Regions from separate parts of the Homo sapiens genome. Here region 1 is linked to region 2. Evidence: read pairs that join two places in POLR2A ChIA-PET (ENCODE). Cell type or tissue: A673. All regions are shown on one strand.

Region 1 (5,000 bases), 81 kb after region 2:
AAATATTATTGAACTTGTATATCAATTTATTACCATTATTATTTAATAGTAGCTACTTATCAAATTGTCTTATAGCTTTGATTTTCGTATTCTACTGTAATAGGAATGTGAGTTAATGGGTTGTTTTATAGCCATTTGGTTATAATTTCACTTAATACCAGGCTTAGTTTTTGGTAAATGCATTTTAGGTGATCAGACCTCAAGTGCGAGCAGCACCTCAGCTCATTGATTGTCTTCTTGGCCACAGAGAGAGGGTAAAAGTGGGATCAGTTTGTTCTTCCTTTTATTCCCTGTCCTATTATCCATATTAGTATTAGAGCTGTTGGGATACTGGCATGAAAAATAAGCATTTTTTTTACTATAGTTATACTTGTATTATAAATCTGCTATATAATTTTAACCATTTTTTCCCTTGAATGGGGCTCGTAATTTGTGCATTTTGTGGTTTTCAATCCATTTGCTACAGCTGCATTCCTGATAAGTGGCTCAATTAGAACTCTAATATTGGTCTTAAAGACTCACTGATGTCTCATGGAAAACGTCGAAAAACATCTTATTTAAAGACAATTATGCTTAAATATCAAATGCTCTCCATTTCTTTTCTATCCCTTTAAAATTATTACCAAGACAGTTAGCATGAGAACAGCTCCTTCATGCTCTAAAATTCTTCAATTTTGGTCGGTGGCCTTCCCTAGCCCTTCCTCACTTGGGGGCACCCCACTACCTGTGGGGTTTCTGTCTGGGTTTTTAAAGTGCTTGCAGAATGTTGGTGATAATTATTTATTTTTACTGGGGAGCAAAGCCATAGAATTTTATGAAATGCAAGAATAATTGGAAACTATGGGGAGAAGACCAGTGCCCCTCACAGTAAAAATTAGCTTAAAGAACAGAAAGAAAACTGTATGTAGACAAAATCTAGAGATCTGTTTTAATTAGATCATTCGAAGGCAAACTCCGTCTTCTCACCACCCTCCAGATGGTCAGAATCTAGGTTTAGGAAATTACCTGGAAGAAAAGATATTCATGTTGCTGACAAGGTCACAGGCCTCATATAGAAGATTAGTCTGTCATCTTTATAAAGTTCTAGGGAAGGTATTAAATGAGTCTCAGATTTTCCTTGATGTTTGTTTTTCCTCAAGCTGTACCAGCTTAGAAGTATGAGTCCATTTAACTATTCACTTAGGAAAGCAGTTAGTATCCTTGTGCCTTTAATTAGAATAAGGCAGGAGGGAGCAGGTGGTACCAGTGGCACTCACCATATACATGTACAATGAGGATCCAGTTTATTCTACATCTTTTTAATATTTCGTTTCATAGCACGTTTGCTTTCTAAGGAAAAATACCATGGCCTTTTTGTTTGAGGACTCTGCATTTGCCAGTCTGAAACTCTCATAACTGGTTTTTTACAATCTGTTAGAATGACAAAATGATGTAAAATCACAGAGGGGGAAGGACAGGTGTGATTCACAGCTGCTCACGAAGAAGAAGGCATGTGTGGGCCCTCGCTTCATATGGCTTCTTCTCTAACTCGGACACGAAGCTGAGGTGGCCTTTTGACCAGGTCTTTAGATTGCACGGTTTCCATGTGCCATCCAGTTTTGGAGTGGTACCATTCACGGGCAGGCATCCAGAGCCCCAGGAAGCTGGCTGCATGCCACCTACAGAAAATGGAGCTCTGCACACAGCCGCGTAGCCACGCTCACAAGAGGACAGAGACTGGTGGCAGGATTGGCCGTTTTATTAACTACCATGTTTGGGAATGGGCCTTGGGTCTACTAGAGGAAGCTGCCGAGATGCTTAGAAGATGAAGTATGACATTCTTTTCTTTGTATACAATTAGAAGACATGTCTGTAATCACCTCATTTGGCTGGTATGGAAGTGGGGGTGGGAAGCTGTCTTTTCAGAGTGGAGTAGTTGCTGAATTTTGTGTTTACCTGTTGTAAGGATTTGGGAAAATGGCATGGAGCAAACAGTGTCCTGCAAAGTGTTAACAACCATTCATAGGTATTTGACTTTATAATGAGTGATTTTCTACAAAGTTATATCAAATGAAACTTTTGTGGTTACAATATATTGTAAAATATATTCCTATAACCACCAGAATTTTTCATTTAAATATTTTCTAATATAAGGACTTACTGCCTAATATATTTGTACAGTAATTTGTTAATTTAATAATATTTATTAAACATCTGCCACATACTAGAAACAGCTCCAGGCACCGTAGATAAAATGGGGAAGAAAACAAATTCACAGAACTTTCTCCTGGGGAGAGACACACAGAGAGAAGCAGGAAGTCCTTAGAAGGCATGGAAATGGGTGTTTGGGAAGTAGAGGACACCATGGGAGTATGTTGTGGAGTCACCCAGTTGCGGGGAGAGAGATGATCATGAATGGTTGTCAGTTCAGCTCAAGCAGTGGATGCTCCATTTAGAGGGAACAGCTGGGACACAAGCCTGGAGAGTGGGCTGTTTGAAGACTTGAAAGACGCTTGGTATGTCTGGGGCAGGGCGTAGAAAACAAGGGAGGAGGGAGAGAGATTAAAGAACCACAGAGTTTCCACAAGCTACAGTAGAGCAAAATCTCAGGGGAGGAGTTACAAGGAGATGGGATCCGGGCTGCATCCCAGGACCAATAATTGTGGCCAGGGAAGGAGGTATTCTTAACTGGCCACGTGTTAGGTGTGGAGTTAGCCTCACACAAATTAAATGATTCTCCAAAGCAATTCAAGCCACCATTACCAGAAGAAAGGGGAGTGGATTTTAGATAGGAAAAATCAGTAGCTGTCCACTAAAGCTAATGTTCTTAGCACAAACAAGTTTTCAAAATTCACAACAGAAGGAATATTCTGAGATACCTTTAGGAAAGAATTTCACATGCTCTGAGTTTGCTATAGTTTTCATCCTTTGTAGTGAACCTAATGATAAGATTCAGCATAAATTCATCTATTTTTAATTTCGTATATTATTTATATTGTAAAATCTTTATTTGAGATGGGATCTCACTTTGTTGCCCATGCTGGGGTGCAGTGGTGCGATCATAGCTCACCGCTACCTCTAATTCCTGGGCTCAAGGGATCCTCCTGCTTCAGCCTCCCAAGTAGCCGATACTACAGGTGTGTACCGCCACGCCGGGCTAATTAAAAAAAAACAGGTTTTTGTAGAGACGGGCTCTTGCTGTGTTGCCTGTGCTCATCTCAAATTCCTGGGCTCAAGCGATCCTCCTGCCTCAGCTTCTCAAAGTGCTGGCGTTATAGGTGTGAGCCATCACACCCAGCTAATCTTTATTTTTTGACTATATATTGGTGTCTTCCATTTTTTCACAAGATATGTGTAATAAATATTTTGTAACTTTAATTTCATCTGTTAAACATTGAGAAAGCTACAAATGTTAGAGGAATGTGAAAGCTCAGAAGATAGATTTTCAAGTAAGAATCTGAGCCCAGTAAATTATAATAGCTAGTCAGGTTTTCCAGGACTAATTATTATCTTATTCTCGCTAATCCTAGTTTTAATATTTAATAGTTTCTCTGGTTTATTTTGCACATCTATTAGTTGGTGGCTTAAACTCAGAGCTTCCCTGTGGAGCGTGGTGAATAGGTTACAAGTGTGAGGAGATGCCGGTTTGCTCTTCCCTCTGGGTGGTGGGTTGAGCCCAAGGTGGTCAGTCTGTTAACTGTGCCTCTAGTCTGAGCATGTTCCTTTTTGACTCCCTTGTGCTGTACAGATACTGGTATTTCAATATATGCCATGACACGGAAAAGAAAGGAAGGTAGGGTTTGTCCTCATTATTTGGATGGCATTTATTTTATAAATAAAAGGATAAAGGAGTTTCAAAGCAACAATTAAAGTGGTTCTTTGCATTTCGTGGATGCATTTGTTAATGTCATTTCTAGTTGGGGACTGGTTATGTACAAGAATACAACTTTCTAGTGCATTATGCCACAAGTGACCTGTAAAATAAAGACCCCTGGAAATAGAAAACACTGCAATTTACCCGTATGTTTGTAGACACTTGATCTAATTACTCTTCTCTTTAATTACAAATATTTTTCTTTGAATTTATTCTTTCTTTATTTAGACACAGACATTTTCAGGTGTTACATATTTTCCAAACTCATGACAGGCTATATTACTCATTGGCAGAAGAATGAAAGAATCACTTTACCTCTTCTGAACAAAAGCTATAATATAGCTAGTTTTCTTCATCCTTCACCAAAGCATAAGGAATATTAATAACTGTAATTCGGTTTGAAAATGTTAAAATCCCAACTAGCTAAACAGCATAAAAACTCTTTCCAGTGGACTCCTAATGGCTTTGAGATGAGCATGTGGGAATGTCTTAGAATAGCAGATATTTTTCTTATGGTGGCAGTTGCTTTCTCCCTACCATAAAAAAAAAAAAAATTTAGGGATGACAACGTATCGTCTACTCTCAGAGCTGTTCCATAATGGAGGAAATAAAATGATATTTTAGGATATGGCAAACAGGGAAAATGAGTAGTCAGATACTGACATGCACAGGACAGAACAGACACACTATCCCATGGTTTTCAGAAAGATAAGATAAATGACTGCATCTTACCTAATTCTCTTAGAATTATTGTGTTTAAAAGGATCAAGGATGACTGGATTATAGTTATTTCCTACACAGTTTAGGCTATTATCAAATCCATTCCTGGAGACTGAAAAACTGACAACTGAGGTACAAGAAAACAGCTTCTTACCCAGTATCTCACTACTGCAATGTATTTGATGTATCAGATACCAGATCCTTGAAGATCTCTTCCCACTTAAAGGAGGATCTGTGTGAGTTCTAATTTGACTACAAGTGATCACTATGAAAACTCTCTTGTTAATGTCTTGTATTGACCATTTTGCTGTGGGACATTTTGAGTTTAACTGTTTTGAAAGAAACTAAACTAATAATACTGAAACCCATTATATACATGACTTGTGCTGCTCTTGTAGCCAATTCATGCATTGAAATACTTCATGAA
Region 2 (5,000 bases):
GTGCTTGAGTAAAATCTGCACCCCTCAGCATGGACTGTAGGTCCTCAGAGCCTCCCCTCTCCTCCCACACCACTCTCCTTGGTCTCTAGACTCAGAGGCTCCTGCCCCTCACCTCTCATCCAGGTTGGCTTTGCTGCTTCTCTGCCTGTGCACAAGCTCTTCTTGTTGCTTGGAATGCCCACCTCCTTGTCTTCAGTCTTGCCTGCACTTTCTCTCTGGTAGTGACTTCCCCTCCTTGCCTTGTAGCATTTGTTTACTAGGCCACCTTCTCCATGCGAGGGCTTTTCTCAAGGGCATGGTCTTCAAAGGTTTTTGTCTTTGCACCCTCTGAAATAATTTTTAAAAAACATATACTCCTTCACATGCTTGTAAGGTGACATCCCATATTTTAAATCATAAATAATAGTATGTTTTTGTTAATAGCAAGTAGGAATTGTTAAACATATTATGAGATGAAAATAATATGAAGATTGACTTAGTTTGATATACCTTTTACAATAGAATTTGAGATAATTGATTTTATCTACCTGGTTGAAAAATGTACTGTAAAGAATACAAGTAAAATTGTTACCTTTGACATTTCTGTAACTTGGCTTGAACATTTTGGCGTTTGGTGTGTTGGGGGTGTGGAATTTCAGAAACATTTAAGAGCATCTATGCCATTAAACCTGTATGTCTTCAGTTTTTCTGAATCCAGAACATCCCCAAATGGGCCAAATTTCACCCATAACAGAAATGTGTTGAAGACACATAAAAACTGGAAGCCATATGGATTCAAGGGACCATGGGCTATAATTAATCATCAAAGAAGACATCTTGATGATCAGTGTTTTGAGTTATCCTTTGTTTGGTGCCCTGAGGTGTTTTAAACTTTGGAAGAATGCCCCATAGTAAGATTTCAGGGAGAGTGGAGCTGTTGCAAAGACAGGAATGCCCGTCTGTTTTCAGAAAGAGTTACATAGGGAAGGTGAGGGTCTCAAAATTGATTCTGTAGGAGGATTGCTTGGGCCCAGGAGATTGAGACTAGCCTGGGCAACATAGGTGTTAGCTATTAGCTCTCCTTGAACTGGGCACATAGGCTTTTTGAGTCCCTAAAGTTGAATGTCTCTGTTGGACTACTGCAACTGTAGGATGAGGCAGTCTTCATCTTGCCTGTGTCCCAGGGCCCAGCCTGGGGGCTGAGTGAATAGGCCACCTCACTAGTCTAACTTGGCATATCCTCCCTGGCTGGTCCCTTGCTCTCCTCTAGGGGATACCATCGGGGCTGTTGTTGGTGCCTGCTCTTGCCTATAGGTTTACTTGAGACACCACTGGCCACAGGAAACAGGGACTGTCATTCTACCTTTGGGAAGAGTGAAAGTATTTTTGTCGTGACACAGTAACTGTTTATAGCAGCTTGCATGATTTTATCAGTTATTCTACAACCCATTTTGTAGGACAGGGGTGACATTGCTGTGTAGGCTGCCTGGCTGTCACCTATGTGCCCTGAGGCTTCCATATGAGTGGCTTCCATGAGTTTTCCTGGAGCAACTGCCACCTTCTGCTCTGGAACTGAGTGCTGAGGGGCAGGGGGTGGAGCACACTCCGGCTGAGCGTCCTACCCACTTCAGAAGTAAGGTGCATGGTGACCATTGTTCCCCAGCTAGATCACAGTAAACCACATTATGTCATCCAACAGGCACGCTCCTTAATTTAGGTTATTATCTTTTTTAGAAGTTGTATAAACAGACACCCTTGGGCAGAAAGCAAAATCAAACAAAAAAGCCTGTTTCAGACACAACAGTTTGATTCTCAGTCACCCTAGTAACCCAGTTTCCTCATCCCTTCACACTCATAACTTTCATTTCTCAGCGGGTAAGGCTTTGTCCACATGAGGTACTCTAGCTGTTGGAAGCTTGAAGTAACTAAAATAAGTTAAAAATACCTGATGAAAAATAAAAGGGGAGTATTGATTTTGGCTATAACTTATTAGGGAGGATAGCTGGAAAAAAAGAGTTGATTTTTAAATTCTTGTTTTCAGAATGTGTTTTCTAATTCTGCTACTATAGCACAGCAGAGAAATGAAAAAGAATTTTTTTTTTTGTTAACTGTGTCACCAACACTGCCCCTTCATTTGAAAAAGCAAACTTGCTATCAGTTTATAGCTCCTTCCAGAACTGAGCATAAAGTTCTCAAGCATCCCCAAAAAGCACTGAGCAAAGCCGAAGGTCCTGCCTTCAGAGCCAGTTCAGGACCAAGGGTGCCACTCCAGAAAGGCACTAAACTCTGGCAACGGATTAGTGCCCGTGTTCTGGCAGGAGCCCTGCAGATGGGCAAGCAGAGCCCAAGTCTTTACTTCCTGATCCTTCGTAAATTAGTTGCTAAATTTTTCATCAGTTAGGTCTGGGTAACATACTTTCAGGAAGGCATTTCTTGGACAGGATATGCCTAGGTAGATATGTGGTTAATAAATGGTTTGTTGAATACTTTCGAGCATGCACTTCTGCAGAGCAGACAGATTGTGTTGTAGCAGTCCTCTGGCCTTGCTGTATGTGATTGCAGTCATCTTAGTGTGAGGCTCAGGTCTTGCTAAGAAGCTGTGGGCATAAATGTATCTTACACAGCTTTGCCCGGGGCTACAGCAGGGGAGTAGGAAGCATGATTGGTCATCTCCAATCTTAGAGGGTAGTTCTACCCCACCGTGTAGCCGCTCTCACCAAAACTCACCAGAACTTCGAGGTCATCACAGCTGCTTCCTACTGTGGAGTCACACAGGGTGGGCACACAGGATCTGCACTGTGGATTGGTGGGTTTCTCCTGGAATTGGAAACACATTTTGATTTGATAGCGTACAGAAGATGATGCAACTTCCTGCAACAGATAAAAATTTGCCCTTGGCCACTGTTCTTACTGGCAGATCTTTGCTGAGGAGCAGTCAGCATCTTGCTGTCCTGGATGCCTTGCTGAGTGGTATACTTACAGTGGGGGAATATACAGGTGTTGGGAGCAAGCTTTTGGTTTAGGCTCCACCGTCAGACTCATTAAGCTGTTATTGGCCTAGGCAGAGTGGGTGGTATTTGCAGAAGCTGCGGTGTTCCGGATGATCAGACACCACTGTTTGTTTGTTTTTTTAAATATGTAATCTGAATCCAGAACCCCTGCCCTCATTCTGTCACTTTATAGGGTTTAAGCATAGAGCTGGTTGCTGTTCACCTAATGGATGCTCATTATTTGCTAAGGGAACTAATGTTATTGAATCGAATGGATTTGGGGTTATGAAGGAAATTGCTCCATTAAAGCAGCTGTCGAATTACATTTAAATGCAGTGGCTAAAAAATCGCAGGATTTGGAAGTTTTTTTTTTTTTTTTTTTTGAGGGGTAGAGGGTTTGTCACATACGTAACAGGTTTGTTTCACTGGAGTTGAGCTGCAGCTGAGGCCTGTTTGTCTTGTTCATCTTAGTCTGCTCACCAGTCTCTACTTGCTTGGTCTGAATATTTATATTCCCCCAAAATTCATGTGTTGAAAATCCTCACTTCCAAGGTGATAGTATTGACAGGTGGGGCCTTTGGAAGGTGATTAGGTCATGAGGCCTGAGCTCTGTTGAATTGGATAAATGCCCCTATAAGATGCCCAAGAGAGGAAGAGACCCATGTAAGATGGTGACGTTCTGTGAATCAGAGAAGTGGGCTCTCACCAGACCCTGAATGTGCTAGTGCCCTGATCTTGGACTTCCAGCCTCCAGAACTGTGAGAAATAAATTTCTTGGTTTATAAGCTACCCAGCTTGTGCTATTTTTGTTATAGCAGCTTGAACAGGCTAAGACACTGCATAATTTATTTGTATATTTCTGATGCTTTATGGATGAATCAAAAGACAACAGGTGTCTTTGAGTTAGCTACAAGCTGTCATTTTTGGTTTTCTTTTAGAGAGAGGGTTTCATTCTGTCACTCAGCTGGAGTACATTGATGCCATCACCGCTTACTTGCAGCCTCTCAAACTCCTCAGCTTAATCAGCAATCCTTCCACTTTGTCTTCCCAAGTAGCAGGGACTACAGGTGCGCACCAGCACACCCGGCTGATTTTTTTTTTTTTTTTTTAACAGACAGGGTTTCACTATGTTGCCCAGGCTAGTCTCAAACTCCTGGGCTCAAGCAATCCTCCTGTCTTGGCCTCCCAAAGTGTCAGGATTACAGGCATGAGCCACAGAGCCTGGCCTACAGGCTGTCTTTAAAAGGAACATTGACTAAGCAGAGCAAGCTTCTCTTTGGGAGCCAGATAATGAAAATTAAGAGATCATGGCCAGGCTGAGGATGAGGACACAATTATTGGCAAGCTTTTGTTAGTTTCACATTCAGTCTTGGCTCACATGCAGGTGTGCCTTCCTTTAAGAAAATGTGGAGAACAGGTTTTAAAAGTGAGGTGTGTATTTCACTTTCGAAGTGTTCTTTCGGGTGCCTCAGACTCAGCCTGTCTAAAAGGAATTCCTGTGTGGGGTTCTGATTCCACCTCTGAAATTGCTCAGGTCTCCACTGTCACTACAGGGCCAAGATCAGCCTCTCTTGCCTGGATCACAGTAGGGGCCTGAGTGATTCTTCTGAGTCCAGATCAAATCTTGTTACTTTTTTTTTTTTTTTTTTTTTTTTTTGAGACAGAGTTTCGCTCTGTCGCCCAGGCTGGAGTGCAGTGGCGCAAACTCGGCTCACTGCAACCTCTGCCTCCTGGGTTCATGCCATTCTCCTGCCTCAGCCTCCTGAGTAGCTGGGACTACAGACGCCCGCCATCACGCCCGGCTAATTTTTTTTTTTTTTTTTGGTATTTTTTAGTAGAGACGGGGTTTCACCGTGTTAGCCAGGATGGTCTCGATCTCCTGACCTTGTGATCCGCCCACCTTGGCCTCCCAAAGTGCTGGGATTACAGGTGTGAGCCACCGCGCCCGGCCAAATCTTGTTACTTCTTTAGGTTGATGTTCAGGCCCCTGAGTCCCACCATAGAGGCTGCTGTCACCTGGCCTCTACCAGT

What was found. Peaks named below come from ENCODE experiments on the same cell type or tissue, not always from the same donor. Only the 100,000 strongest peaks of a DNase experiment are listed, where the experiment ranks them.
Region 1: POLR2A ChIA-PET joins it to region 2 with 5 read pairs; 5 of 35 experiments call an interaction of 5 or more read pairs at or near these places.

Annotation. Positions count from the first base shown.
Region 1 is chr1:232,516,038-232,521,037 of GRCh38, reverse strand. The region is part of intron 2 of SIPA1L2 (signal induced proliferation associated 1 like 2); the gene reads left to right. Among named protein-coding and RNA genes, the nearest start is that of SIPA1L2, 110 kb to the left of the region's middle. In A673, no CTCF peak of the experiment used is centred here; no DNase peak of the experiment used is centred here.
Region 2 is chr1:232,597,316-232,602,315 of GRCh38, reverse strand. The region is part of intron 1 of SIPA1L2 (signal induced proliferation associated 1 like 2); the gene reads left to right. Among named protein-coding and RNA genes, the nearest start is that of SIPA1L2, 30 kb to the left of the region's middle. In A673, no CTCF peak of the experiment used is centred here; a DNase peak (open chromatin) is centred at 2,825; H3K27ac peaks cover 1,934 bases.